Linked DNA regions of Homo sapiens: region 2 is linked to region 1. A link is an interaction called in ENCODE POLR2A ChIA-PET data of the cell type or tissue named here. Cell type or tissue: endothelial cell of umbilical vein. All regions are shown on one strand. Each heading gives the region's core, and the rest is flanking DNA. Links, peaks and the distances in the headings are about the cores only. Region 1 overlaps LINC01894 (long intergenic non-protein coding RNA 1894). Region 2 holds the start of LOC107985141 (a long non-coding RNA gene).

What was found. Peaks named below come from ENCODE experiments on the same cell type or tissue, not always from the same donor. Only the 100,000 strongest peaks of a DNase experiment are listed, where the experiment ranks them.
Region 2: POLR2A ChIA-PET joins it to region 1 with 6 read pairs; 2 of 35 experiments call an interaction of 5 or more read pairs at or near these places.

Annotation. Positions count from the first base shown.
Region 1 is chr18:24,970,426-24,985,963 of GRCh38, forward strand. The region is part of intron 1 of LINC01894 (long intergenic non-protein coding RNA 1894); the gene reads right to left. Among named protein-coding and RNA genes, the nearest start is that of LINC01894, 9.8 kb to the right of the region's middle. RefSeq lists an enhancer at 8,727-9,284. In endothelial cell of umbilical vein, for the core only: no CTCF peak of the experiment used is centred there; a DNase peak (open chromatin) is centred at 6,256.
Region 2 is chr18:25,035,600-25,051,137 of GRCh38, forward strand. It overlaps LOC107985141 (a long non-coding RNA gene), which reads right to left and starts at 8,239. Exons shown (of 3, transcript XR_001753376.1): 1 at 6,842-8,239; 2 at 5,165-5,516; 3 at 2,401-2,998. RefSeq lists enhancers at 1,268-3,119, 12,304-12,884. In endothelial cell of umbilical vein, for the core only: no CTCF peak of the experiment used is centred there; a DNase peak (open chromatin) is centred at 7,262; H3K27ac peaks cover 308 bases.

The DNA.
Region 1 (15,538 bases), core at 3,151-11,150:
TTGACTTAGGGTCTGCAGTGGACCAAACTCAATGTTTCTGTCCACTGGCTATTCAATTAACAAGAATATATGCGGCCTGAGAGAGACTTTGCAAATGAAATTAAAGCTGCAGATCTTAAATCAAGAAAAGTAGCCCAGATTGTCCAGGTAGGCCAAATTAATCACAAGAGCCCTTAAAAATGGGGAAATATCTCTGGCTGGAGTCAGTCAGAGAAATGTGGCAGAAAAGGAAGGTGGAAGAGACTCAGTACAAGGGAAGTCAGAGATATTTGAAGCACAAGAAGGACTTGATGTGTCCTTGCTGGTTTTGTAGATGGGGAGGAAGGCATGGGAAGGAATGTTGGAAGGCACTAGAAGCAAAGATGAGCCCTTGCTGGAATGTCAGCCAGAAAACAGGGACTTCAGTTCTGCAAACCAAAGGAACTGAATTTGGCCAACAATCTGAATGAAATTAGAAGCGGATACATTTCCAGATCCTCCAGTAAGAAGCACAGCCCTGCTAACCCCTTGAGCTAAGCCCATGAGACCCATGGTGGACTTCTCATTTGCAGAACTGTGTGAGATAATAAATTTGTGTTTTAAGTCACTGAGTTTGTGGTCATTTGTTACGACAGCCATAAAAAGCTAATCCTAGGTCTACCTTGCTTTTACCAATAGGATGTAAAGAAACAGGATGCATGAGAGACACCAAATGTGCCTAGGTTTCTACCATTGCCATAAGAAGTACATGATGCAGCAAACCTACTAGTCTAAAGAGATACACAGACCAAATCTGGACCCAAACTGCAGCCTGGAATGGAGCCCAACTTAGCCGAGCCTGGATCAGCCAGCCCCTAGGCAACCCACAGATGCATAAGCAACATGACTGTTTTTAAAAGCCACTGGATTTTGAGATGGTTTCTTATGGAACATTATGGTAGATAAATGATGAATACAGGAATGCATAATAGATTACTTCCATAACGAAAACCTAAAATATGTGGGAGCCGGATAGTAACTGGTGTAAAAGCTACCATAGGGAGCTAGAAAAAAAAAATGGCCAAAAACAAACCAAAACAGAAACAGCCATGCAAACACATGTTGCAGGAGACTGAAAAACTGAGAGCGTATGGTATGACATGAGCATGCACATGTTAACACCATGGCAAACACTGGTAAGCTATTGCCGGCAATAATCTGGAAGGTTGAATGTGTACTTAATGAATTTGTAGATTTGAGGGAGGAGATAGGAAGCAGAACGTTGAAAGCTTGAGCTGTTTTGCCTAGCTGCATTTGACAAACTCTGAGAAGGAGAAGAACTCAGAAAATAGCTGACTATTTTTGCAAGCAAAATTTTGAGGAAATATAGAAAATCCAGAAATCTCAATGTAGAAAATAAAACTGACTTTTTACTTAACCAAGGGTGTGGTCATGATGATAGAGACTATGAAAAAATCAAATCCAACTGCCAAAAAGATATATTCTCAACATAAAAACCAAATCAGAGGGATGGCTGTTCCACACTTTGTCTGAGCTACAAAAGAAATAAGATGGTGTCTAACATGCTTTCTCAGCGAAGCAAAAAGGCTTGTAGGAAGATTAGGCATAGTTCTACAGACATCTAATGAGGCCAAAATACTCCTAGTTGATTCTAGAGAGAGAGGCCTGTCTTGGAAATAACTAAGAGTGAGTTTTGGGCACATGGAATTGACTGGAATCAAATATACAGAAAACCCACACAACTTTTGAGAAACGTACACAGTGGTTTCCTCTTATCTGCAGAGGTTATGTTCCAAGGCCCTCAGTGGATGTCCTAAGCCATGGATAGAACCCAACTATATGTATTCTATGTTGTTTGTTTGTGACGGAGTTTCACTCTTGTTGCCCAGGCTGGAGCGCAATGGTGCGATCTCGGCTCACTGCAACCTCCGCCTCCCGGGTTCAAGCGATTCTCTCATGTCAGCCTCTTGAGTAGCTGGGATTACAGGTGTGCACCACCAAGCCCAGCTAATTTTTATTTTTAGTAGAGACAGGGTTTCACCACATTGGCCAGACTGGTCATGAACTCCTGACCTGAGGTGATCCACCCGCCTTGGCCTCCCGAAGTGCTGGGATTACAGGCATGAGCCACCGCACCTGGCCTCTATGTTTTTTTATACATATATACCTACAATAAAATCTATAAATTAGGCACAGAAGGAGATTAACAATAATAAAATTAAACAATTATAATAATAAGCTATAATAAAAGTTGTGTGCGTATGGTCCCTCTCTCTTAAAATATCTAATTGGATGTAATATTTTTGGGCCATGGTTGACCGTGGGTAACTGAAATCGTGGAAAGTGAAACTGGGTAAGAGAGAACTGCTGTATTGGCAAAAGCACTGCTGGACATAGAAAAGGACTGAAATTGTTTGAGCTATAAACATCCCTTCTCTGAAGAAGCTACTCAGCCTTTAAAAAGAGTTTCTTTTCTTGTCTTCATCAGAAGTAGCCAAAGAAGATGTTGAGAAAAAAAAGAAAAAAGACCTTCCAGAAGGTGGAGCCAAGAGTGGTGGAGAACAGCGGACACAAGGTCTACCCCTAAGGAGCAGAACTGGGGCCTGGAGGAGAAACATTACTAATCCCAGGGAAGGGCTTGGACACTTTTGCCCAGCAGACTTTTCGTCTTGCTGTGAATGAGAGCAGCAATAGGCCACTTATCCTTTCCTTTTCAAAGAGGAGAGGGCCTGTCCCTGTTCTACCATGTGTGTTAGGCAAGGAGGGAGCACATATCTTGCCTTTTCAGTTCTTTGGTCTTTAAATCAACCCAAACTTGATGTGGTTTAAGAAATCATGGGCTTTGAGCCCGATGCCGTGATTAGATGAGGCTTTTGAGGATCCTGAGATGGGGTTTCTCCTACTAATGGCACCTTTGAGTTTGGATTTGACCTTGCAATTTGCTTTGGTCATGTGGGAGACCAGAATATGCCATCCCCAAATATGAAGGATGGTTGGACTGAAGATGATTAGTAAGAAGCAGATACAGGAATGCTGTCTGCCATCCCTCTATTTGCCTTTACTTGTCTAAAAGCAAGACTTAGATTTACCAAGACATGAGGATATCCTGCCCCTCCACCCTTCCCTTCTACCAAAGAGAGGAAAGATAAACCACTGAAGACAACCTGAGATCCTTATTGGCTTTGACACAGTACTAGAGAAATTCACATTTGCTAACTTTGCTAACTAGCCTTTATCTGCCATTTACTTGCCTTCCTCCCAGTTACTTATCCTAGAGTCTCAAAGTCTTTTTATGTCTTGTCATTTCTCTAAAAATTTAACTTTCTTTGTTGAAGATGCTATATAAGCAGAAATTCAAAGCCACTACTTTGAGAACTACTCATTCCCTGGGTGTCTTCCATGTATATATGAAATATACATGTTAATAAACTTGTTTGTTTTTCTCTTGGTAATCACTTTTGTTACAGGGGTCTGTTCCCAACAAAGAACCCATGGGGGTTATTCTTCCTCTAGAGTTAATAGAATGCCATCAGAAGTGACACAAACAAGAGATGTGAAATGTCCTTAGGTGGTTAATCTTATTCTCCTGTGCTTCTTCCATTACCATGATAAGAGAATGCTCTCACTGGTCCACTGGTCCAAGGAAGATGAGAGACATATAGACCAAGCCTGGTCCCAAACTGAAGTTTGAAGCTAAGCCCAGCTGAGCCCAGCTTGAATCAGCCAACTTCCAGCTGATCCTCAGATACTTGATGGTTGTTTTAATCCACTGAGTTTTGGGTATTTGTTACAGCATTACTGTAGCAAAAGCTAATGATACCAGGATTTCTCTTTTCTTCTTTCTCCCAAGAATTTCATTATGAACACCAGTGGTAAGTCCTGTGTTTCCTGCTCTTTTTAATATGCTTCCCAATTAGTCTTGTAACGGACAGACCTCTACTTTGGGAACCAGAATACTTAAATACCAGCTCTGCTGTGTACTGGTTGTATGATCTTGAGCCCATAAATTAATACTCTGTTGGACTCAGTTACCATATCTATGAAACAATGATAATCACCCTAACTTCATACGGTTTTGTAAGAATTAAATGAAACAGCAGATTTCACAAAACAGTGTATTGCCTGACATAAAGCAGGGCCTCAATATGAATTGAGCCTAAATCATTGGAATGAGCTACTGGATGCTTTCCAAGTTTTCTTTCAGCTCAACAATACCATGATGTTAAGAGATTTTTGGTTTTCATCACAATACTTGCTCACTGATGCTTTTTTAATGATGACAAACATTTTGATTTCACTCTTTGAGATCATCCTGACACTGGTAAGATGCCTGGAAGGGTCAACGCATTGACTTAAATTTATACTCTATTGTGAAAGGCTAACACCAGGGCACATTTTAATATCCATGAGAAAGACACAAAATATTTGGGTTTACAAATGAGTTCCTAGCACATATTAGGTCAATGTGTGGAAATGAAAGAGAACATGTTCAGTTAGTTTACAAGCCGGGTAACATCTCTATAGTGGCCATAGATATAGATATCCTAGAGAGAGATATCTAACAGCATGTGTATATTTCAGAAAAGACTCTATAACCACTTCAACAAAACACTGAAGTCTAAAGCACCTATCCAAATAAACTAACAAAAATTATCCCAACAACTCATTTAAATCTTTTTAGAAATGCATTATGTGTTACTAAGTATGGTAAAAATCCTTATATACTAAAATGGAGCTTGAGATTTCTAATTTAAAATCTTTAATTTTTGCATCTTTTTATTCGGTCTTTACTATTGACAAATGTGTGTCATACATAAATTTGCTTCATTTTAGGAAATGGAAATTCATAAGCTTATTTTTATTTTTATTTGTGAATTCTGGGTGCTGCTTGGCCTCTGGGTCATCATTATAAATGGGAAATCTCATAGGTAAGGACTGAGGACATAGAAGGTACCAGAGCTGGGAATAAATCTCTAATTACATTAAATGTCCTGAAAATGAATTTTTTGATTAAGCCCCAGACAACACTACTATTTTCCCCCAAAGATGAATATAAATAGAAACAAACAATAGCAAATAAACAAACATATAATTCAGCTTCTTTAGAGATTCTGTTTAACTGGATTTCAGTTAATTTCAGTTTTGCTGTATTTCCTCACAAAGCCATTTTCCTTACCATAACTCTGTAGATTACCAGAGTGGACTATTTCATGCACAATTTATTGCAGAGACAGGCAGTATTTATCAGTTCCTTCATGGCAAAGAAGAATCATCTGCTTGAAGGCCATCACTCACACTGCTGTCAGCAGAGTGGCAAAGAGCTGAATAATAAAAGAAAAGATCCCCACAAATACTGGATCTGTGATAACTCCATTAATTTGAGAATAAGAGGACTTTTAAAAATGGGGAGAAAATATCCAACCTTTTAGCAGAACATCCTAGATAAGATAGAGCCCAAGCCTTGGCTCATCCATCATTGTTTAGAATTAGCTTTCATGCACTTGACCTTAACCATCACTCTTTTTGTCAAGCCTGGGTGTCAACACAAAAGAAATTGGTTCATGGATGAAAGTACTGAATGAGCATCTGATCACACTTCTTTCAGGCGCTTACCTTCTCACAGTAAGGGATCAATTAAAACCAAATGGAGCAGATTTCTCTGGATATCTGGGTCGTCAATGTGGAATGCTATGGTTTGGGTAAAGAAGCATTTAACTGAGAAGAGAGAGGCTCCTGGCCCGAGCACAAGCAGGCCAGGCATGTATGTCATAAGCTGCGGGATGTAAACACACTCAGCACTGGACACGAAAGGACAAGGACACAAGAGACCGTCTGTCATGTCATTACCTGAATATCTAGCTGTATTATTTATAAACCAACTTGCAGCAGATGTTGTCTTTTTTAACACAAATTCTCCTTCCAGGGCATTATGCATGAGGCCTAATTGTAAATGCCTATATTGTTTCTTTCCCCTACTGATTTATTGTTCTATAGACATCTACATGGGAACGCAGTGTGGAACTGCACTGTTTTCTCTATTAATTATTTTCACTCTTTGATTACTAATTTCAGAAGACAAACTTTTCACTGTTGACCTCCTCAGGAGTGGATTGTTTTACAACGAGACTGTATTAGGGAAATGAGTCCCCAGTGAAAGCAGAAGGGCATGAAAACCTTGTGTCTTATTTACATTAATCCAAACACAAGTTTCTCAGTCATTTCCCTCTTAAATCTTTATCTACTCGTGAAATAAAAGTCACAGACCAGGAACAATGCTTCCACTGGAGTGACGGCAGTTATTGCACAATACTGGAGCTGTTATAATAGAATCAAAGTCTGCAAAAAAAATTACTACTGTTAGACAATAAGACATGTATGCCTATCTCTGTGCCAAAGATGTAAAACCGCCAAGCACTACCCTGGGCACCCAGTAGGTAGGTGCTCAGATATTAGAAGTGTTCTTCAAATTTAGAATCTGACATGATTTCCAAAGTAAGTGTTCGTGATACAATGAGTTACAATTTGGGAGAGCCTGGAATTCTTTCCCAGAGAAGATTTTGAAGGCTTTTGTTAAGCCATGGGATTTTGTTGGTTCTTTTGACCAGACACCCCTCTGTATGTGTAATTGCCCATCCTCCTGCCTACTGGGAGAGAATTGCAGTCCCTGGGAGCATGCAGGGAGCCTGGCCCTTTCCATCCCTTCCCTCTCACCTCCTCTCAGAAAGAGGGCGCACTCCGTACAAGCCAGGACTAAAATGGAACATCCAGTGGCTCCTGGGGGCCATTGTCCTGAGCTCTGGTGGGGAGACAGAGATAGAGATGACAAGGTGAGCATCTGTTGCCTGTTTCACAGGCTGCCCATCTCTGCCTGGGTCTCACACCTTTCTCAGGAGTCCATTTTGTCCTTGGATGAAGTGTGTGCATTGAGAATCTAGAAGGTTGGGACAGACCATCTATTGAACTCAAGTCTCTAACCTGAGCATCAATCCCTTCCATCCTACGTCATTTAAATGACCACCCAGCTTCTGTAGGGATGCCTCTAGGGATGGAGACACACTCCTCCTCAGGCAACAGCTCATTCTCTTTGGTGAGAGCTCTAACAGAAAGTCTTTCATTGCACTAAGGCTTTGCCTAGAGAAGACCGTAGTTTCCACCATTCTGTTCTATCAGCTTTCTGGATCCACAGAGTCCTTAACTGTTCTTCCCTGTAACAGATATTGAATGATTTAATGAGATTGTGCAGGGCTATCAGCCATATTTAATTTCTGTGCACAGGGGAGATTGTTACTTTCTGCCCACTGTGCCTAGTTCCTCTCAACTTTGTCAAAAATGAGCAGAGGTTTTTCCAGCCTGGGGCAGATTGAGTAGCTAAGCCTGGCTAGGGCAGGCAAGGCTGTCCACCATCTGGAGGGAGGATGAGGGCATAGGTAGTATAGAACTAATATTCCAGAAAGAGTTCACATGGATGGTTCATCTTGAAACTTGATTGTTCCCAGGCTGATGTTTCTTATTCTACTCCAGTGGAATTACTTCATTTCAGGTATTAAATATCTGGCCTTGGAGGTCTGCTTCAGTTCTGAAGGACACCCACATGCTCAAAAAGGCTCAAAGAGGCTTTGTACATAGAAGATCTGGTGGCTCCCCTCTTTTCATTGTGAAAGTAGTCACCTGCTCTTTAGAGTAGGGATATAGAGATAAACCATACTGACTCTCAGGGTCCCCAACACTGAAAGACACGGTCACTATTATTATAATCATGGTTGGTTTATTGCTCCAAGCCCTGTTTTTATAGTCAAATGTAGCAACCACACTATATATTCAGGTTCTACCTTCTGTTGCAAACCACTAAGCCATTTTGCTGCAAAAAGGACAACTCTGACTCCCCTGCCATCCAGATGTTGTGAAAGGTATTTCATTTATTTTTAAATTCATCCAATCATTCATCCAATGTCCACTCTCAGCAACATGTGTGAAAACCATGCTAAATATACATCCTCAGTGCCTGCCACCTTAGTGGGTCTGCAGTAAGTTGTCTATTGAGAAAAGCTTGGGTGCTGTAGTCTTATCGTCATTAAAAAGTGGGCAGGATCTATAAATAGCACCCAAATTTTAAACTACTTTTCTGGAGCAAAATGTTTGCTTAGTCTCGCCATGCAATATTTAAAACTATTTATTTTGAAGTAATTATAGATTGGCAGGAAATGGCAATGATAATATAGAACGGTCCTATAGACCGTTCACCCAGGTTCCCCTAATGGTAACATCTTGTGTAACTATAGTAGGACCAGGACATTGTCCCAATGTCAATTGCAGGTCTCACCAGCTTTACACATACTCATTTGTGTCATCACACATTTGCTGATTGTCTGGCATCTTTGAAGAGCTTACTTAGAACTTTTAGAGGCACAACTTTCTCCTAAGAGTCCATTTATGGTAGCTTCTAATTGGGCTAGTTTCTCAAGATCTCAGAGTCAGTATACTCTCTCTCTCTCGCTTTCTCTCTCTCTCTTTCTCGCTTTCTCTGTCTTTCTCAAGAACACAAGCAAATAGGGTTCTGATATGTAGTAGTAATGAAGAGATAAGAAAGTCTGGTACTTGTGGCTATTGATTAAAATCTGTGATTGGACCCAGCATAAAGCCAGGAGAGGGTAGAATTATACTAAGCAAATAGGCTTTATTCCAGAGGCTGAGGAGAACCTCCATCCCTAAACAGTGTGGCAAAAAAAGGAGCATGAGGAAGAGAAGAACTAATCTGTAACAGGCACATGCTGAATATTTCCCAGCAAGGTTCCATGTGCTGGGTGAGGAGGCTGGGAGCCCAGACAAACCCTGCACCGTGGTTCCAGCACTTTTGAGTTTGAGCTCCCTGCTTGCCAAGCTCCTGGTGATCCAGAGGACCTCAGGAAGATCCAGACAGTGGGGAGGGGCGGGGAGAAGAGGTGAGGGGGACTTTTCCCAGCCAAAACCTACTTCAATGGATCAGCCAGCCTCTGAATAGCAGCTTTTGACATCTCAGTGGGTTGTGAGGGAGGTGTGGTCATCACAAATGAAACAGACCACAGGGGGTGCAGGAGACCTCTGCAGGGCCCCTAATCAATTACTAAAAACATGGAGAGGGTCCTTGGAAAATGAGTGAAGGAGACAGACGCATGCTGACACTCAGTGGTATCGCTGGGCACCAAAGGAGAAACTGGGGGATTTTCAGCTTCACAGAGGATGGGGTGATTGTTTCCTTTCATCAGCCGTTGCCCTCAGAAAACAAAACAAAAACCAGAAGAGAAACATTGCCTATGGAAAAAAAATACATATAGAGGCTGAAAAGGAGGAAATAAAAGGAATGAAATTTGCTTTTACGAAATAATTTAAATAGTCTTGAATGCCCAGAGGGCCCAGGCACTATATTATGTGTTACAGAGAGGTTGCTATCTCCCAAAGGGGATATGAAATGGGAGATGAATATTATTAATCATCCCTATTTGCTATATGTTAGGAAACTGAGAAAAAGTGAAAATGAGTGATTTTCCTTCAGATTCACATGCTGTGGCAGCCACAGGGCTGGGATTGACAGACAAAAGCATGACGCCCTGCAAAGCAGAAGAGACACCAGCAGGCTGTGGGGGCTCATGCAGTTGAATGCAATGATGCCCAGGATCCCCATAAGCCACCTAGCAGCGGGGTCGTCTGCTGCCTGAAGTACCCTGTAGGAGTGGCTGGGGACTCCTTTGCTGGGTCATGTCCACCAGCAGTTCACCTGCTTGGCTTGGGCTGGCTCGAGTTCACTTAAAGGGACTTTAAGGGATTGGGTTGATGTTGAACCTCATTGATCAAACTGAGATTACAGGGAACAGACTAGAACATCAGATTCACTAGACAGGAACTATCTATTTAGTTTACTTCTATATCCCCAGGACCTGGAACATTGCCTGGGGCCCAATCCGTATGTGTGGGATAAAGGAACAGATCATATTGCCACTTTCTCGGTGCTGGTCATGGTGACAGGCACTAGAAACAGAGAGATGAATAAGTCAGCCCTTCCTGAAGAATTCTGTGAGCACCTAAGAGGTGTTATGAAGGGGTAGGGAGGAGGAAGTTCTTTGACCAAATAAACATAAGAAGTTTGGTTTTATTTCAGAAGGATTTCTCATAGACTTCAATAAGTGAATATGGCTTGTGAATTCCCAAGAGGGGCATATATTTGCATCCTTTCTGAAGTATAATTGATGTTAAAAACCCACTCCCTGTTCTGCACACACCTTTACAGTGTATACTGGGACTGGTGTTTGTTCCTTGGGGAAAGCATGGCACCTGCCCTTGAGTAGCTCCTGATCTCTTGGTAGCCACTTCCATCCAAGGTCTGCCAAGCAATAACTCGGTCTTCCATGCTCACTGGTCTGAGAGATGACTGGATCACTGTAAGACCACGACTGCCAACTACTTTACCCCAGACATTTTTGCCTACTGTGGTCCCTAGATAGTCGTTACCTGGATTCCCAACCCCAGGCCCTGGAACATATGGGTAGAAGTCCTAATCTCCTAAAAACAGTCAGTTCTAAATCTATGCATGTGCTCATGATCTGATATTTAAAGCTGAGATAGACTCAGAAACCTTGAAGACAGTTCTGCTCTCAGTAATTCTGACCTGGTAACACAAAGTCTAAATCCTGCCACCATGCCCATCATCGACACAGGGATGAATAACAAAAGAAAACCGCTCTTTCAACCCCACAGCCAGAACATGCCTTCATAAGACAGAGCCCAGAGTTTGCAACGTGTGGCGTTCAAAGTCCCCACATTTCAGCCTCGATCTCCCATGTGGAGGGCCGTGCATTCTCTCGGGCAGTGGACTCTACCCTTGCTGTAGTCCGAATAAATCACCAGTGCCCTGGTACTGAAGGGAGTTAATTGCGTTTGGAAATACTCCAGGTACTGAGGTTGGTTTGGTCAAAGACGTGGGCAAGGGTAGGGTAACATATGCATCCACTTTCATGAAATACACGTTAAGAATAGTGGGCTCTGTGTTGCCTAATTTATAATGGATCCCACACACACTCCTCCCTGCCTTCTTTTCCTGGCGAAGAATGTGAGGAACCATGGCAGTATTTTTCTTTTAGGTATAACAGTCTGTCAGTATCAAATTCTCTCAGTCAGTGGGGAGCATATAGTGTTGATTTACTGAAAATCTGGGATTATGTCTGCTCTGTGGTGAGTAGATTTAAGAGAGGAGAGGTAAGGGTCTCGGAAAGGTGAGGAAAAACACAAATGAAAGCTAGCAGGGAAAAAATAGCTTGACAGTTAAGATACAGTGCAGCCACCATCAAAATCTTCTAGAAAGAGAAGCCCAGGAAGGAACACACTCACATACACATGAACACCCATGTACATCCGTTTCAAGTCCCATGTACTGGAAGGTTTGCAACCTTTTCAATTAACCCCTTTCTCTTTGGGGCACTCCGGATGTGTCAATGAAGGCTTAAATACTGTCATGTTTCACGCTGGAGAGAAATTGTGACAACAGACACAAAGTTTTGTTTCAGTTTTTAAGAACTGGCTTAAAAAAAAAAGATTTGTGGCGAGTAAAGGGAATTCTTTTCTTCAAGGGCCCTTTGACACTTGACTACATTCCTGGACCTTTTTGTCACCAACATTTCATTATCCTGATCATATCCCTAGCCTCCTGCTCTTTCTCTCCTTTGCCTCAAAATAGCTGTCACCCTGTGTTACTTTACCCCAAGACTATTCCCTAGGAGCACCTCAACCTTCCCTTTCTTCTTTTACTCTTCCTCCTCTTTGTCCTGTTTTGAAGTGGAATACAGTAACTAAATAGAATTAAAATGTGGGGAAAATAACACAAACCCTGTGGCAGTATCTGGGTGCTTTTGAGAAGAGATTTTGGTACCTTTCTCTTTTCTGGGGCAAGGCTCCCGGCAAGTGCTGGGAAGGATAGAGTCGTGGAAGTGGTGGCAAGTGGGTGACGGGAGTTCTGGGGTTGATTTCACCCCCTTCCTGCTCCCTGACCCTCACTATCTTCAAGAAAATTTCCTCCGAGGCTTCAGGGTGGTTGGCAGGGGTGCAGTGACTTTTGTCATCAAGCATCCCAGCACTGATGCTGTGACTCAGTAGCTCTAGAAGAATCAGATGAGAAAGGCAAGCGCTGAGGCTCCCATCCGATAGCTACAAGGGATTCAATGTGTCTTTCTGAAGGCCACTGGCAGCTGCAGAAGTGAAGGATGTTGGGGATGGGGAAGGACCACACTTGTAAACCCCGATTGCTGTGGCCACCAAGAGACACAGGCACTGCTGAGTGTCTCAGAGCTTGAAAAGAGAGATGAGGAAAAAGAAAAAGAGGAAAGAGGGGATAAATAATAGTAAAGAAGATGCCACTAGCATTCTGTAACTCTAGAAAAGAATACAGAGATATCCAGTTGTGAATGAAGCAACATTTTGTCTCTTTATTTTATTTAAATTATATATTCTTCATCTGCATACTTGGGGTTCCTGTGATTTTGCTAAGTGGACTGTCTTAGCCTGTGACTCTCCAAGACCTGCCTCCGAGTTTAGGGCAGGGGTCCTCTGTGAGGAAGCCTGGGTTCTGCTGTTAGAAGCTGTAAAGCCAGCCTGCCTGTTGAGTCACCATGTGCCTGGAATAACCCTGGTTTATGCCTGTTGTCTCTGAGTGATTATGACTAATACCCCCTTTCACTAAAGTGTCCTGATTTTAATGAGAAATTACATAGTCAGTCTACATATAGACAAATTAAAGACTTCTTTTAATAGGACTATCAACCACACCTCCCACGTTCATTGAGACTAAAAACTGCCTGAAAAGAGTTACTGCAAAATGAAATTCCAGGGCAAAGAATAACTCCTTCAAGATCATTTCTCCTCCTCAGAGACAAGTGCAATTAGACCTCAGAAGAGGCTCCCGTTCACACATACTTGGGCCCTATTTGGATGGTATTTCTCTCTCCCTCTCTCCCTCATTTTTTTTTTTTTTTTTTTTTTTGCACATGGATCCAGCTATTCAAAATGGCACAAGAACCTGGTTGTGACCAATGTCATTCACAAAGCAGCATGACAATGACAAGTGTAATAGCGAAATCCTACATAATAGTGGACCAGCAATGGGGCCCACAGGGCTGGCCAGCTTGGGGTTCATAGAGGGCCCTTTAAAAATTTAGCCTTAGGGGTGCCTTTCACTTTATTATCGAGACCCAGAAAGAATGCTAGGGCCTATGAAAGAAACAACTGCAACTCCTCTCAGATTCTCTTCATACTGCATGCTGCAACAAAGCCTGCCTTTTTTACATTTCAAAAGAGGCTGCTTTCTCTTTAAAAAGTAGGAGCTACTTGGTCTGATGCGGCTGCCTTTATCAACCATGAAGTTCCCAGCAAGGTGCTGTTAGTGCCTGATTAAACCTCATACCAACCCATGTCCCCCATGGTAACCCAGAAGACATCCGCTGAGACCCGGAGCACTGATTCAGTTTAATTGCCCAGGCTCTCTGTGATGACCGGATTTCTTGTCTCTCAAGGCCTGGAATAGAAATCCATGTGATCAGATGAACTATCCGGGTGTCTTGACAGATCTGAAATATGAATATGGATATGGTGTTGTGCTCCGCAGTGACTTATGAAACCCCAACGGTAAAATATGATCTGCCATTGAAACAATTTCAGCAGTGTGTGCATGATTCACATAAAACTCATTTTCTAGTGGAACACTAATTATTAATAAATCAGACCAAAAATGGAAAAACAATGTGTGTATACATACACATGTAAGATGTACACATATGTATAAAATATACATAAGTATATATTTATACACATATATTTCTTTACCTGTATATAAAAATATATAGGGCCCCATTTAGACTGTATCGGTCTTTGTATTCTTGCTTTTCTTGGACTAATAAGATCATAACAACTTGTATTTACAAAGTATCCTACTCCAAGGAATTTGAACATTGATAATATCTGGTTTATTCACCCTCTTCTGCAGGGAATGAAGAAATAGATGGTGTCACCTCCTTTAATTTCCTAGAAAGAGAAAACAAGGCACTGATGCAGCCCGCGATGAGCAGGAATGGGAACCTGCAATCTCCTGGAATCTGCAACACATTGCTGCTCTATCAGAAGAAGAAATGCAAGGAAGAAGTCAGATAAGATGCTCTAACAATCCTTGGGTCACTGGATTCCTCCTAGAACCTCCCTTCCTTCTGGAAAGCCATCAAAAGTAAAGGCACTGGCCCTATAGGACCACAGGGTCACTTAAGGAACATTACAGAGCAATGATTCTTGACCTTCTCAGCTTCAAACTCCCTTCTAGAAATTGCACCCCCTTCCCCACCTCACACTATTTGTTCCAAAGGCTTTTATCTACCAAAGTTGATGGGGGGGCTCTAAGAACAGCTTGAGATTTACTGGTCATACCCCAGAGTCCCTGTGCTGACATCGACATCTTTCCCATCCACACAAATTATCCGTCGTTAACACATGGACGTGCTATATTTCTAACCAAATCAAAGAACTTGTACCGATCTTTTCTGCAGCCTTATTCTGAGTAAATATGTGATTTCCATTAGGCTTTTTGAAATATGTAAAATATATAGACTCCCATTACCACCTTCAGGACCTCTAGGTGTTTGGGGACCTTTACTAGGAATTCACTCCTATGCCCAAAATGAGTTTGAAGATGAAAATTATAGCTAGGCGGGGAAAGAACTGTTGGTGTAACAAGATATTTAAAAGCAAAAATTTTTCCCCACCTGGGTAGGTCAGGGCCTAGCATTGGAGAAAGGGATGTTTTCAAAATGAGAGTAACTGCTAAAGCAAAATGTGTAAAACTGAGACATTGGGCAAAGAAGGGAAAAGAAGGGAAGGGTGTTGGCTTATAAGAGAAGACAATTCTGCTGTGTTAAACTGTTTCCCCTGAAACAACATTTCCACTCAGCTGGGAAATTTTCTGGGCTCCTGAAACTTCATTAGGTTTCTGGCAATTACCCCAAGGAGACCCCCTAAAAGGTAGGCAATAGTTACACAACTGACATGCATTGTGTGACAGAAATAAAGGAAGCTGCACATGCTTTTATTCATTAACGTATTTTTTCCACAGTGCCATAAGGAAGGAAATTGTAAATTTGTAATCAGGCAGATCTCTAAGTTTTCCAAGAATGGCTGTTCTCTTCCCAACTAGGGTTAAAAGACAATTTGTTGCACTCTGGGCAAATCCCGACTTGGTTCCTGTCTTACTTAAGGTTTCAGAAATAGTCATAAATCTTTTAAAATATTTATTATTAATTCATTTTGGGGCAGCTTTTATGATTCTAAAACTTCAGGATCTGTTTGAATGTTTCCTGAGTCTCAAGTTTCATGGAGAAAGGCTGACAGGGAACCAAATTCCACCAGTGGTTTGGTGGTGTGTGAGCAGGCCATCAGCCAGAACATTCTAACATGTCTACAAAGGGCGTGATTTGGGGTCGTCTCTGCCGAGAAATTCTATGGACTAGGGGGAAACACTTTCTTCTTTCCCCCAGTACTATTTGGACTAGTTTCTAAA
Region 2 (15,538 bases), core at 2,674-10,673, 65 kb after region 1:
GCCCTTCACGTTGGCTGAGTTTTCCCGTCAGCACATAAGTGAGGGCCTCTTGTGGGCCCCACACTGGGAAGGCCCTGATAATAGGGCAGTGAGTGAAATACATGCAGTTTTAATCAAAGAAATGTCTCTTTCCAGCTATAAACAGAATGTCCTATTTCTGTATGTTGTGTTTTCTTTAGGGTTTTGTGATTTTCTTTGAAAATGTATGTTTGGGCCATAGTGCTGAAGAGCCCAGAGTGTGAAGGCCAGGCAGGCCTGGGATTCACTTTCCTCTGGGTAAGAAACTGAAGGCAAATTGAGCTGAGCTGAGGGCTCGGGAACTGCACACATGGCTGCGGGTTGTGTTTTTGGGGAAGGGGTGCAGGCACAGCACAAATCACACCCCTGCAGGTGGGGCTAGAATTTCCCCTGAAAGAAATGGATGTTCCACTGGGAATCTTTCTGGGGAAAGCTGTGTCTTAGGACTGGAAATGGAGACTCAGGAGGTGGGGCTCGGAGTGGGATAAGGAGAAAAACATCCTCCTTGTTCTGCAGCTTGAGGGGCATGGGAGCGAGAGGCCGGAGAAGCAAGGCACACTCCTGGTGGGGCATAGGCCTGCGGGTGCAACCAGGGACAGCTGTTGATGGACCCGGGGCATGGGCCACGGCCAGCCTGTATAGGTCATTATATGTGATTCACTCGTTCAGCTGCCCCCAAATCCACAAATCTTATTACTTGTTGAGAGCCCATGGGAAATGAAGGGAAATGGTGTGTCCACCATTGGAGATAGATGAGCCAAGGGGAGGGCAGTGGTCTCCTGTAGAGGATGATTGTGCCCTGCTGAGTGGCAATTCCTTGAGGCCTCTTGGTAACAGGCCCAAGGGGAGGAGGTCATGGATGCAGAAAGACATGCAGAACCCATTCCACGCATGCCTGAGCCGGACCCAGAAAGCGATGGGGCGCTTTAATACAGGGCAAGCTAGCAACAGTTCATGCCATTGTAACTGAAATTGTACAGATAATAAGATATGTCCAACAGGTTATGGTAAAAATTACCAGCAAGCCAATCTAATGTATCAAAAAATAAAAATTCGATGGTGTCTTTTTGTGCCCCAACAAAAGAGGTTTCTAGGAGGAACTGGACCTAATGATAAGATTTGAGAGGAGGAACGCCATGGACAGGTGTGAAGGGTTTCCAGAGAGGAAAGCAGGTGAGGCAGGGGCCCACCTGGAGCTTTCCATGGGCTGTGGTGTGGGGAGGTGGCAGGAGACCCAGGCGGCCCCAGCTGAGGAGAGATGGGGTTGAATATGCGACTCGGCACTAGCTTTTTAAAATAAAGTGACTGATTTCCCTGCACTCGCTTCCTTGGGCTGTCTACCTGGGGATGGTGCAGTCCAAGTGGCTCAGTGTCTGGGGAATTTGATCTAAACAGAAAGCCCATCAGGAAAATTCGGCCTCTGCAGATAGTCCACTTATTTCTCATTAACAGGGGTTTGGGTTTGAATTATGTTGATAATTGCCTCAACTCTCCACTTCATTTTGCCTGTAGACACTTACCCTCAGAGGGGTATTTTGAGGATAAATGAGATACAGGCAAAGTGCTTTGAACTCCTGAGATGAAAGGTAGCATATCAATACAGGCCTTCTATTATTAAGATGCTTCAAATTGCCAATACGTGTATATTTATAATACCCATTACAATCATGGGATATCTTTTCTCTCCTTTTTTATTTTTTATAAGAAGAAGGCAGGAAAATCTAATTTTTTTAACCACACTGCTTTTGTGCACTTAACATTAACCTTTCCTTCCAAATGTCATTAGCTGCTAATTAAGATGTTGATTTGCAGATTGTATATCTTGCAATAGAAGTGATTTGTGAACGCTTACTAGGTGTTTATCAACCTACACCACTCATATTGGTTTAGCAAGAGCCTGGTGCATTTTAATTTACTGAGCAGTTTCCCAATTCTCCACTTACTTCTCCATGTGCATAATGAGAAAAAAAAATGATAAGAGAGGAAAAATGGGAAATACTATAAATAGTTGCTAAAGAAAAATACCATAGGAAAGAGTTATGGCTCTAAGTAGGTACTAAAAGACTGAACAGATTGAATTTATTTTCTCTCTTTAATGGGATACTTTAAGGCATAAAATGTGCATGTCGGTTATGTGAGCAGGTGTGTACCTGTATGGATGTGTGCACGTACAAACTGATTATAGTCAGCAAAAGGAAAATGATGGACAGACTTTCTGAATTTTCTGCAATGCACATGCTTTTGTTTTCCAGGGTTGGCCTGTGCCTTTGCCATGCACCTATCTGTAAGATTTCACAAAGAACCTTCTTGCTTCTCAAATCACCCTTAAATCAAAGAAATACAAGAATCATTTAGTTCCTGCAAAGGATTCTGCAACATGGGGACATTTCCACAGGACTTTTTAATATAATTTATGAATATTTGCTAGCAACATAATTGTCTTTTCTGCTGACATTTTCAAAGCAACACTGTGATTTGTTGGGTCTCTGGAGAGTCCAACTACAAAACTGATAATTATATTAAATATACATAGACAATAAAGAGTGTGTTTACATAACTATGCCCATAAATATCTGATTGAACAGTCATTGTTCTCAAACCCCTTTTAAGCAGCTCTCTAAGGATTCCAGTTCTAATGACATGATGGTTTAAAAGATGTTGCTCAGTCTTGTTCCATATTTAATTAACTTTCCTTTTTTAAACTTGTGATGGCAGAGACAATAACAAATAGCTCTGAAAAGAGAAAGCGCTTTGAAACATGAGTGAGGCCTTGTCAGGCTTTGTGCGGCACAGACAGGAGGAGATGGGCGTGTGAGCATCGCTGGCCTGGGACCTCCGGCCCTCCCCTGGGATTCTATTATGAGGCCATTCAGAGCTCTCTAATCCCGTACACCTTCTCTCGCACACATGCATCTGTGTATCCAGGCTTCGTGCACATGCTCTTGCATGTAAGCAGCTGCATCTCTAATGATTTCTTCCTCTGGAAACAAAAAGATGAAAGCAAATTGGAAAACCAGCAAGATCTGAGAAGCAGGAGGCAGAGGCAGGGTAGTGTAGTGGAAAGAACAGGGGGCTGGCCCTTGGCTCTAACCACTGCATTTTAATCTTGGATAAGTGTATTCATTTCTTACTGCTGCCATAACAAATTACAAACTTGGTGGCATAGAACAACACTAAAGTATTACCTTATACTTCTGGCGGTCAGAAGTCAGAAGTGAGCTTCATAGAGCTAAAATCAAGGTGTCAGCTGGGCTGCTTCCTTCTGGAGGCCCTAGTGAAGAATCTGTTTTCTAGAGGTTTCCATATTTCTTGGCTCACAAGGTGTTTCCACCTTCAAAGCCTTCAGTGGCTGGTTAAGTCTTTCCTATATCACATCTCTCTTACCCTGACTTTCCTGCGCCTGTTTTCCTTTTTTGTTTTCTTTTTTCTTTCTTTTTTTTTTTTTTTTTTTTTTTGAGACAGAGTCTCACTCTGTCACCTAGGCTGGAGTGCAGTGGTGCGATCTTGGCTCACTGCAACCTCTGCCTCCCGGGTTCAGGTGATTCTCCGGCCTCAGCCTCCCAAGTAGCTAGGACTACAGGCATGTGCCACCATGCCCAGCTAAGTTGTTTTTTTTTTTTTTTTTTTTTTTTTTTTAGGCTTTTTAGTAGAGACAGGGTTTCACCATGCTACCTGGATGGTCTCGATCTCCTGACCTCGTGATCTGCCCGCCTCGGCCTCCCAAAGTGCTGGGATTACAGGTGTGAGCCACCACGCCTGGCCTGTCTTCCATTTTTAAGTACCCCTGTTACTACACTGGATCCATTCAGCTAATCTACAACGATCCCCTTATCTCAAGATCCTTAATCACATCTGCGAAGTCCTTCTGCCTTTAAGTTAACATATTCACAGGTTCCAGGGATTAGGACGTGGACACCTTTGGGGGCCATTATTCTGCCTACCACAGTAAGTCAACTAATATTATCTGTTAATGAGGGAGGCAGTATGAAGTAGATTTGTTCATCCAACAAATTAAGGTCTGGATGACACAATAGTAAATAAGATAAACTCAATCCCTGTCCTCAACAGAGCTTTCAGTATTAAGGGAGAGATAAGCATTATCCAGAAAAAGTAAACACGGCTAATTTCCGCTGTGTGAAAGGCTACAGAAAGAAGTGTAAGCATGAGGAGAGTGTTTTACAAAGCAATCTGGCCTACCTGTAGGTGAAAGGGGCAGGAGCAGTCAAGGAAGGCTTCCCTGAGGAGGTGACATTAAAACAGAGACGTAAGAAATGACTTGGAGTTATTCAGGTCAAGTATGTGCAGAGGGTGGGCCTGGTGGAGGAGCTGATGAGGAACTTCCAGTAAGAGGGCATAGCCAATGCCCGCATTTAGGCTCGGAGTGTGGAGTGGAGGAACTGAGAAGTGCCTGGGGCTAGCATGTAGAGACAAGAAGAAGAAAGCTTTGCTATCTCATCTATTGAGCTAAGGGAGGCAGTGGGAAGTTAATGCTTACAGGCATTAGCCAAAGGTCAGGCACTGCTCCATGAGGTTTATATGGAGCTGATTCCTGTAAGATAGATACTATCACAATCTTCATTTGTAGATCATAAAACTGAAAGTCAGAGAAGCTACATGACCTCCCCAAGGTAACCCATCTGGCAGAACCAGGACTCACACTAGAGTGTGCCCTCAATCACCGTGCAATCACTGTCCTGCTTCTCAGGCAGGATTGCGGGACCTGGACATTTAACCATTATTCTAAGGGCAATTGGGAGCCATAGAGGAATTTCAAACACTTTAGATGGAGTACTCTGGGTAATTGATTGGAGACATCAGACCAGGGAGGAAGCAGTAACTCTCAGGTGAAACAATATCGGCCCAGTCTGCATGGCAACAGTATGGATGGGGAGAAATGGAGAGATTCAGTAAATATTGAGAGTCAAATCGACAAGTCTTGCTTATTGATGTGGGGTGAAGGACAGAAGGAGGTGTTAAAGATGATGCCCTTGCTTCCAGCCAGATCGTAATAGAAGGAGCCGTCAGTTTTATCCTTCTCAAGCAAAGGGCTCATGTGAAGCTGCGGACGACAAATGTAAACATATGCTAAAACCCTAAAACCAAGGAGGAGCTTCTTACATGAATAAGAAAATAAGCTAGGACTTACAGGTGTGAGTGGATTTCAACTTCTCAATGAAAATTCAGCAGAATTGCTCTGTGGCAGTCCTTCTGCAAGAGGCGAATCCTGCTCACCATCACTGCTATGATTCTGTGTTTGTGCTGAGCTCTTTCTAATTATCATCAATTATGATTCATTTACTTTTAGGTGTCTTGCTTGTCATAATATTATCATTTGTAAGTCTTTCCCTTTGCAGGCTGTGAGAATCTGTTGTGACATCTCAATAAAGCAGTATTCAATCAAGGTGTGAATGAATTGTTAATCTTGTTATAAATAGAAGGTACCATATGTCAGGATGCAAGGGATGTCTCCTTCTTTGTTGCAAACAATGTTCCTGAAACTAAACAAAAGAAGTTTCGGAAATAGCTGGTTCAGCTCACCAAGCTTCCAATTATATAATGGCCGACAAGTCTCCGAAGTGGATTCAGATTTCTGGTAGTCGTCTCCCCACTTATTTAGAATCATCATTTGAAAGAAAAAATTAGTGTCAGGTTTGGGTATCGGAACCCCAGGGATCTCCATTCCTCCTGATTTTGACTGTGGAGTTAGCCTTACAATTCTCTGTGTCTTCTAGAGGCACATCCGACGAGCCATTTGATCAAAATATCTTTTTCCTTCTTTACCTTTTCCCCATGGTGTGCGGATTTAGAAAAATAAGGCTAAACTGACTGAGCTCCAGCCCAAACCAGTTCATGAAAAATATACCGTGAATCTTTTTTTACACGTGCACTCTCAGCGGTGAGGGCTCTGGCCCGCTCTGTCCCTGATAACACATCCTAAATGTGCTCCTCAGCACCTGCAGCAGTGTGTTTTCTGAGGAAAGCCTGCGTGTGCTCAGAGGTCCAGCAAACGCCAGAACCAATAAAGCTTAAATTAGCATCCCATAATCTAGAGCTATTTCCCCGCTGCTCTTCCAGAGCCCTCCCCAACGCCTCCTCCTCCCCCAACTCCTAACCCAATCAAAATGTGTTTGTACCTTGTTCCATTTCTTCAGGGCCTCTCTAAGTGACTAGCTTGTTAGTTCAAGATAAAGTTAATGGCTAATAATATTTCTCCCCCAGTGCCCAGTGGCATTTCCACTGAGGATCAATGCAGAATGGTGGAAAGAGCTTGGATTTTGGCATCAGCCTTGTTTGGGTCCAAGTGCTGGCTTTTCTATTCACTAGCTGAGTGTTCTGGCTGTATTTTTGGGTATTTGTTTGTTTTGAGACAGTTTCTCTCTGTTACCCGGGCTGGAGAGCAATGGCACAATCTCGGCTCACTGCAACCTCTATCTCCTGGGCTCAAGTGATTCTCCTGCCTCAGCTTCCCCAATAGATGGGATTATAGATGCCCGCCACCATGCCTGGATAATTTTTGTGTTTTTAGTAGAGATGAGGTTTCACCATGTTGGCCAGGATGGTCTCGAACTCCTGACCTCAGATGATCTACCTGCCTTGGTCTCCCAAAGTGCTGGGATTGGAGGCGTGAGCCACCATGCCCAGCCTGGCTGTTTTTTCTAAAAAGTTTTTAGAGATTATAGCCCCACCTGTAAAATCGTGATTCATACATCTTGGAGTTGCTATGAGGATAAAAGAAAATAATGTGTGTTAAGCAGCTAGTACAGAAACTGGCCTATTTATTGACAATTGGGCAGAGGCCAGATGCAGCCCCCTGGATACCCACCTCAGCCATCAGTCACACTGACCATCTGGAGACTGGGATTGTCATTCCCTTCTTCTCTCCAGCATTTTCTCCTTCCCCTCTTTTATTCCTGCCTTCCTTCCTTTTATTTTTCCTTTCTTCTTTCTTTTCCGGTGGTTCATTGAGCTCCTGCTGGCTTCAGAAGATGCTGTCTCCTTATTTTTCACTGTTACTAATACAGGGTGCAAAGTGCATCATGGCACAAAATATGAGAAGGTGCAAAGTGCCGTGCCTGGTAAAGAGCCATTTAGAACAATAGCCCTTCTGCCCTATCTCTCCAACATTCACTGTCAACTTGTTTCACAATAGTCATTAAAGACACGAAGGAAGTGTTGATAAGCTCCGTGATTCATTCAAGGGCCAAGGTTAATTTTTATTTATTCCCAGGTCATCACAAACAGAGGCAGATGGTGGTGGCATTTCCTTCTTGCTGGGAGCTCAGATACTATCTGGACAGATTTCAGCAGGCTTTGTATCTGCTACCTCTCAGCGCCACAGTTTTCCTGGATAAAGCCCCAGCCACCCAAACTGCAGACTGATTTTATTTAACCAAGATGACTTGCAGTAAGTAATTGAGGTCACTTGGACCTTGCTGGAGGAAAGCCAGCATTGCCAAGGAGAATGGCTGACATCGTTTATCCTTCAGTGGCTCTTCCTTTAGAGGATTTATTTTTGGTGACCCATTTGGGAGGTAGCTTACTAAGCTGTGACTATCAGTTTATTGAAAAGTGACTTTCTTGGAATTTTACTAGTATCAGGTGACTTTGGGATGGTTTGAAACAACTGGCTGTGGAATCTACTTATGTAGCGCTATAGAAACGATCATAAAGTCATATCCAGAGTTAATTGGTTTCCTGCTACACACGTGTAAGTAGACTATGTGGCTCCTACTTTCAGAGCTTACATTCCAGGTGAAGACAGCAGTCATAGCATATTCACAAATAAAGCCTGAGACTGTAATGTAGTATATGGTTGGTGCATTTGTGGGCAGCGTACAAATGCCAGTCAAGTGCCCATCCTGCTCCTTCAGGCTCACAGAAAACTGAGAACAGCACAGGGAGATAGATGAAGAGCAAAGAGTATCAGCTTTACTCCTGGCTGGATGGAACCCAGTAACTCCTCAAAGCAGAGCTTCCAGTTGGTCTGGAACCAAAGAACAGCTTCCATGTGGCTTCCCCCAAGTAGACTTGGAGGTCTCTCCGGGGAGTTGGGTCTTCACATCAGACTGACCAGCACACTGCAGGGATCATGAGGCCAACTTGGGCCGAGCAACAGACAGATCAGAAAGCACCAAAGTGAGACCAAATTGAGGCCCCAGAATTGGCTCTTGCCTCTGTTAATGTGGCCCAGTGGTTGCCAGCTTCTCCCGATCTTACCAAAAATGTCACTTCTTTTCTGCAGAGAGGAATAAGTAAGAAGGTGAAGGGAAAGGTCAACTGTTCCCGTGCGACTATTACTCCCTCCTGTGAGTGGGGCTGAGTTTTTTTTGTTATGGAAATGAGAGGACCAGAATGAGTATTTGTCTCCAAGTTGTAATTTAAGAACACAAAGCTGGAGATCAGAAGGCATCAAGAATGACGAGACTTAGAAGGATTAAGACTAGGAAGCTGGACATATTCCCCCGGTGGGGCATGCTCTGGCTCTTCTGAATTAAATGTGGTGCTGGCTAGGGGAGGATTGTGGGGTGCCTGGAGCATTCGGTGGCAGTTCACACAACCAGACAGCCTCAGAACCATTCAGGCAGCTGGGACAATCAAAGGGACGAACTATTGGCAAGCAGGAAATAATCAGAGAACCAGGTCAATCAGGAGGCAGGCAAAATAGCACTGAGGAGGTCTGACATCAAGTAACAGGATGGAGCTTAGGTCAGGCTGGGCAGGAGACAGGCAGAAACACAATTGTGGAGAAACTGAAACCCTGTAAGGATACTCAAAGTGAAGCTCAGGAAGAACAGGGCAAGAGAAGGCTCTCTACAGCCTGCGCAACATAGTGAGACCTCATCTCTACAACAAATACAAAAATTGGCCAGGCGTGGTGGTGTACATCTGTGGTCCCAGCTACGCGGGAGGCTCAGGTGGGAGGATCGCTTGAGCCTGGGAGGTTGAGGCTGCAGTGAGCTACAGTTGTGCCACAGCACTCCAGCCTGGGCAACACAGCATGACCTTGTCTAAAAAAAAAAAAAGAGAGCGTGAAGGTGCTCTAAAAAAAACCTAGAGCATCAGTCAGAAAACAAGCCAGAAGACAGTTTTTAGCCCTGAGGCACCAGGTTTGAGGGTATTGCAACGGGACTGATCTGATACTATTAATAACTACAAGCACTAAGGAATTAAAGCTCTAAAATGTCTTAACACAGTTCCTGTAACCCTTGAAGGATTTAATAAACATTATTATTTTATTTTTTGATTTGATTACAATTTTGTTATTTGATTAAAAATAAATTTTATTATTATATTTATTATTTGATTAAAAAGCTGAAATTAGCTTGAGTACTAATTTTATTATTTGATTCTATTGATTTTATTTTTTCTTTGATTAAAAAGGTGAAATTAGCTTGAGTACTAAGTGACGGTTTTCTATTCAAAACCTATTTTGAATGGTGGACTCTTCACCCTTGACACCAAAGGGGTGATCAAATCTGGGTGAACCCAGATAACTTTTGGGCGCTGCTACATTCTGTATCCTTGTGAAATCTACCAAGAAATCTTTTTCTAGCTCTTACTGGCATTTGTTTGGCCATCCTCTCCATGCTCAGGAACCAAATCTTGCCGAAATTTATCTTAAATAGAGGTACCTTAAAGGCAGAAAATAAATAATCCTGAATTTTCATGCCCTGAAGCTGGATATGAGGAAGAGGCAAACCTTAATAAAATGTTTCCAGGGAGGATGGTGATAGTTCCTATCAGGTAAGCATCACCAATATTAATATCCCGTCTCACTGGGTTGTTTTAGAAATCAAACGTGATCATGTGTGTAAAATGCCTAGTGCAATGCTGGCACCCAGCGTGTGTTTATAAATGATTGATGACCTTTCATTTGTTTTAAACCTAAAATTTCTAGGACATACCCTATCACCTCCCTATCTCATTATTGCTACCACACACACACACAAAATATGCTCTGCCACCAGCACATTTAATGATTAGCTGATGTTACAAAGAATAAAAACTGGAATCTACATGATAGAATTGTTACGAAGATGAAATGATTTGTATATGTAAAGGGCTTAGAAGAAAGGACGGCTGACAAGCGGTAAGTGCTCTATGTAAGCGTTAGGTGCTGCTAGTAATAGTAGTAATAGTAGCATCAAACTTCCTCGTTTCTGTGGCTTTAGATCCTACCATACATGATTAAATCAAATCCCAGGTACATTCTGAACACGGTGAAAATTTAGGTTTAAATTTTAAACCTAAAATAGACTTACTACTACTAACTACAACGAAGTAGTAAGTTTATTTTAGGTTTAAAATTTAAATCTAAATTTTCCAGTGATGAATACTACTAATACAAGTCGTAGCAGTCATTGTCATAGTATTTTCTATCAGATGCCCTCTCTATTGCTCATTGCCCTGCGGAGCAGAAGGGTAGATTTCAGAGACGATTCAGGAAGTGAGAAGTTCACTCGTATTGGCAGGAATGGATCCTGCTATGCTCAATGCAGGAACCCACCCCTACATCACCCTCATGTAGTCTAAGACATCTCTCTGGCAACATATCTCATGCATAGTCCACTGCATTTGAACCATGTTCACAGCCATTCCTTTTCCTACATCTATGTACCATTTCAGACTTTAGATGTCATCTTTATGAGAAGTCAGGAGATGAAGAAGGAATCTGGGAGAATTGTATTTCGAGATATTAATTAAAGTGATTCTGGCTGGGCGCGGTGGCTCACGCCTGTAATCCCAGCACTTTGGGAGGCCGAGGCGGGTGGATCACAAGGTCAAGAGATCGAGACCAGCCTGGCCAACAAGGTGAAACCCCGTCTCTACTAAAAATACAAAAATTAGCCGGGCATGGTGTCAGGCACCTGTAGTCCCAGGTACTCGGGAGGCTGAGACAGGAGAATTGCTTGAACCCAGGAGGCAGAGGTTGCAGTGAGCCGAGATTGCGCCACTGCACTCCAGCCTGGCAACAGAGCGAGACTCCATCTAAAAAAAAAAAAAAAAAAAAAAAGGGATTCAGTGATTCTTTAGATGATTGCATGGGACGAGCTTTGCTAGACTGGTGTAAATCTAATTGTTATTTTTCCCCTCTACCTGGCAGATGGTTGCTCGTGAAAGTGATCAAGTCAATTAATAGGAAAATGACAAAGCTATCAGTTCCCTGCACCCTTTGATGTATGATGCTGAGACACCATGGATATGAATGTCTAGGCTTTCACCATTTAACCTTATTCGTGTAGAAGAATCTTGGCTCATGGCCCCAGAGTGGTGACATTTTACTAGCTCCATTAATTAGCATCATAGTTTGGTAATGGTTTAGGGTTCCCAGGGATGAAGCATGTACACAAAAGAACAAAGAAATTTAAATTAAGATCTGGAGATTCTTGTGGTTAACGTGCAGCTGTATGTTCCAATATCAATCGATGAAAACATTGTCAGATATTGTCATACTTTTGGAGCTAATGAGTCCTGGCTTTTTTTCCTTGCCTCTACTCTCAGTACCATCCCCAGAGGCAGGTTCCAGATGTGTCATCGTTGTAGGCAGGTCAGTCTGAGCTCGGGTAAAGATCAGTATTTAATTCCTTTTCCTATTTTTTGTTGACCTGGGATGACAAAAAATGAATGGGTTCATTTTTTGACTCACTGAACCCATCAGTCTCCCTTGCTGTAATCTGACTGATTCCTTCCTTCTCCCAGAATCCAGTCCCCTGTGTCCCATCATGTCCCCATTCTGATACTCCTATGGTCTTTGATCCCCAGGAGTTTGGTTGAGAAGTTCTCAAAGCTGCTGGCCTGTTGGTCTACCTGTCTGCATTGGCTGTGGCCAGTGTGTGGGCTCCTGTGGGGAACCCCTGTGTCCTCCTCAAGGACCAAAGTGTGCTCTTGGGCTGCACTTTGAAATTCAGGAATTTCCAGGTCCCTGGACATGATATCCAGGCAGACCAAACTTTGTCAGCAGGATCCACGCTGCCCAGAGTGTGGGTTGCATATTCGTTCATTAACAACACTTGTCCAGCACCCAGCGTGTACTAGCACTATGTGGGGTGCTAGCAATACAGCAGTGACAAGACAGCCACAGTCTCTTTCCTCTGTAGGGCTTTTGGTCCAGCTTGAAGATTAGGAGCCAGGTTCTGAACCCCCACCTACTCCTTATCCACACACCCTGTTCAGAATGTACCTGGGATTTGATTTAATCATGTACGGTACGACCCAAGGACACAGAAATGAAGAAGTTTCTACTCACAGATCCTGAGAAACAGGAGACAAGGTGCACCACACAGGCCACATGGGGAAGCACCAGGGTTGGTCAGGAGCAGATGGAGCGAGGAGAAAACATGGACAATAATTTATTATGTTTTTTCGGGGAGAATAGGTGAGGCCAAGTAAGCAGGTTAAGCAGGTTTAGCACTGGCTAGTTTGAATAATTGTAGTGGGTTCAGGGGTGCTGGGGCTGTTCCTAGTTGCCGGGTACTAGGCCCCGGGGTGATTAGGGCAGGTGGAATGTGGTCTCGAATATAGAGTCCCGTGGGAGCCCAATAGAGGAGCTGGAGGAGGATGGGCTCCAATCGGTTGGTTTGCATATGAAAGGCGCGCTCCAGGTGAGTCATTTACTATCTCCAGGAATTTTAGCTAGCTCCGGGAGAGGCAGGCTCTCCAGGGTCAGCAAGGCCCCGGATGTCAAAGCATCAGAATTAAAAGACAAGCTTAATACACACTGCTTTGATGACTCTGAAAATGTGACATGAACTGTGTCCTCTGAACCAAAAGACTTATTCTGATAATTTCAAAAAAAATGACAGAAATTCATCTTTATTAGCACACAGGCTGTTTCTTCTGTTTGGGCTTGACAACCTAAAAAACTCCTACTGATTGTTCCTCTGCTAGCTCCTCTGTGAAGCCCTGGCTGAAGTCATGTGTACAGGTGAACACCTGGCTCCTGGACTCCCACAGCACCTTTTAAATACTCTGAAGAAGGGGCTGGATGCAGTGGCTCTTGTCTGTAATCCCAGTATTTTGGGAGGCTGAGGTGGGAGGATTGCTTGAGCCCAGCATTTCAAGACCAGCCTGGGCAACATAGAGAGACCCCATCTCTACTAAAAAAATACAAAAAATTACCCCAGCATGGCAGTGCATGCCTGTAATATCAGCTAATCAGGAGGCTGAGATAGGAGGATTGCTTGAGCCTGGGAGGCTGAGGCTGCAGTGAGCCATGATTGTGTCACTGTACTCCAGCCTGGGTGACAGAGTGAGAACCTGTCTGAAAAAACAAACAATAAACCAAAAATAGTCCCAAGAAGCGTTTCTCATGTGGGTTATTGCTACGTGTTGGTTTCTCTATCTCCTGATTATTTGTTGAACTCATTGGATGAAAAGATGGTATCTTGATTCAATTCTGTGACACTAGTGGCATGCATGACACCTGATAGAAACATTGATGGTAAATAAAATTAACAATTGTTCTTTAAACTCTTTATTGCTCCTAGGCTGCAAGAGCTTTCAGGAACATTCTGCTAATGAATAGGAACTAAAATTTATTGAGCGTGGATGGTGCAGCAGACATTGTGCTGAATGATTCACATCCATGTGCAACTTGGCCTTCACAGCAGCCTTATGTGATGGAGGCCTTTCCCCAATGTTAGAGATTAAGAAATTAAAGTCCAGGGAGTTTGTTCCACGATTAAAGTCACACAGTGCTGAAGAACCCAGGACCCCACCCCATTGCCTCCCAGTCACCACTACCTCTTGAGCCAACCCCAACTCAGCCCCCCTCAGAGCACACATGGCCCTGAACCTCCTTTCTCTGTGAAAAAAGTCCCCCAAAGACTTTGTACATTGGCTCTGCCCACAGGGGAACATCCACTTAGGTGCACTTAGGGAAAAAGCCACCAAGTGAATTATGCAGTGGGGACCATTACCTCTATACTCCCACTGATAACTAAAGCATATGGTTGCTTAAACCGAGGTATTCCCTTTGGCTTATTACATTCATTACTTCCTGTCAGTTAGAGTTCACCTGCTTCAATTTTACTAGAATGTGTGAATTGCATATTTCATACATTACTTAGCAGGAACCCACCCCAAGTCAATTTTTTGCACAGAATGACAGTTATAGGGAAGTTCAGAGATCTTATTTGGTCTTAGAAACGATTATCTTTCTCAATGAAATGCCGAATAAGGTGCTAATTAATAAATGTTTAACGTTATTCTGTATGTAGAGACATAATTCTACATCAGTCTTTGATACATAAATATGTATCACACAGATATACATATTCTCATCCTTTTTCTCATATAATCTCTGATTTTGAATCATGCCCACACTCAGCCTTGAGACCCTGGGCAAATACCTTTCTGAACCCCACTTTCCTCATTTGTAAAACGCAGATGTCAAGTGTTCCGAGGTTGTTGTGTGGATTTAGGGAGACACCTATGTAGTTCAGGTTCGAAATTTATTATTTTAACAACTAGCCCCAGAACTTCTCATTTGAAATTCAGGGAGAGAACTTTGTACAAAAGTATGTTGTTAAGCCTCTTAGGGTGGCGACTCCGAGGGTAAACATGTCTGCAAAAGCCAAAGCAACGAAAGGAAGCCTTGAAAATACTGTCCACGAGCAAAGTGGAAGGACTCACTTTTGCTCAAATGTGGGAAGAGGAGGGTGGTTGGGAAGGGTGCGGGAGAGAGGCCATGGGGATGGTGTGAGGTCGGGCACCCAGTGGGGAGCAGCTGTGACCTCCCCAGCCACTGACTGAGGGACTCATTAGGCGCTAGTGCTAAACATTGCACTAACTAAACGTTGTTCTGTCTCCCAGCTCACACGCTCCATGCATCTATTCTTCTCAGGAACGCTTCTGCAGGGGTGCCGTTTGCTGTGGGTAATCCAGATGCCAGCCGTTCCCTTATTCTGTGGCTCCTGCTTATGTGACTATGTTTTCACTGAGTGTCAGGCCAGTCAGGCCAGAGACAGGACTCGTCCCCTGTTTTACGCTCCCCATAAAGAGTGAGCTCACTCAGAAGCATTAGCAAGCACTGCGTCTTGACTGAAGATTTTGTGGAGAAGATAGCAGAAGAGGTTTAACGTGGCCCAATCCTCAACAATAACCAAATCAAACCAAACCAAAGCAACAACAACAACACAAACTTAGGAATATGCTCTAGACCCGTCTCATCTCCAATGTCCCAACTTAGCAGCTACACCACCTGTCGCCTACTGTGGTCCTTTCTCCTCCAGAGCTCAGGGTTGCTGGCTTCTTCTCCGGAAAAATGCAAACTCCTTTCCTTAGTTTATGTTCAGCAATTTAGGCAGCATCTTTTGTTATAGGAGCAGACCCTTGGACCCTCACTCTCCAACCCAAGCAATTTATCAGAATATTTCTTGCTCTATGGCTCATGTCTGTAATCCCAGCACTTTGGGAGGCCAAGACATGGGGGGATCACTTGAGTTCAGGAGTTCGAGACCAGCCTGGCCAACATGGAGAAACCTCGCCTCTACTAAAAATACAAAAACTAGTTGGATGT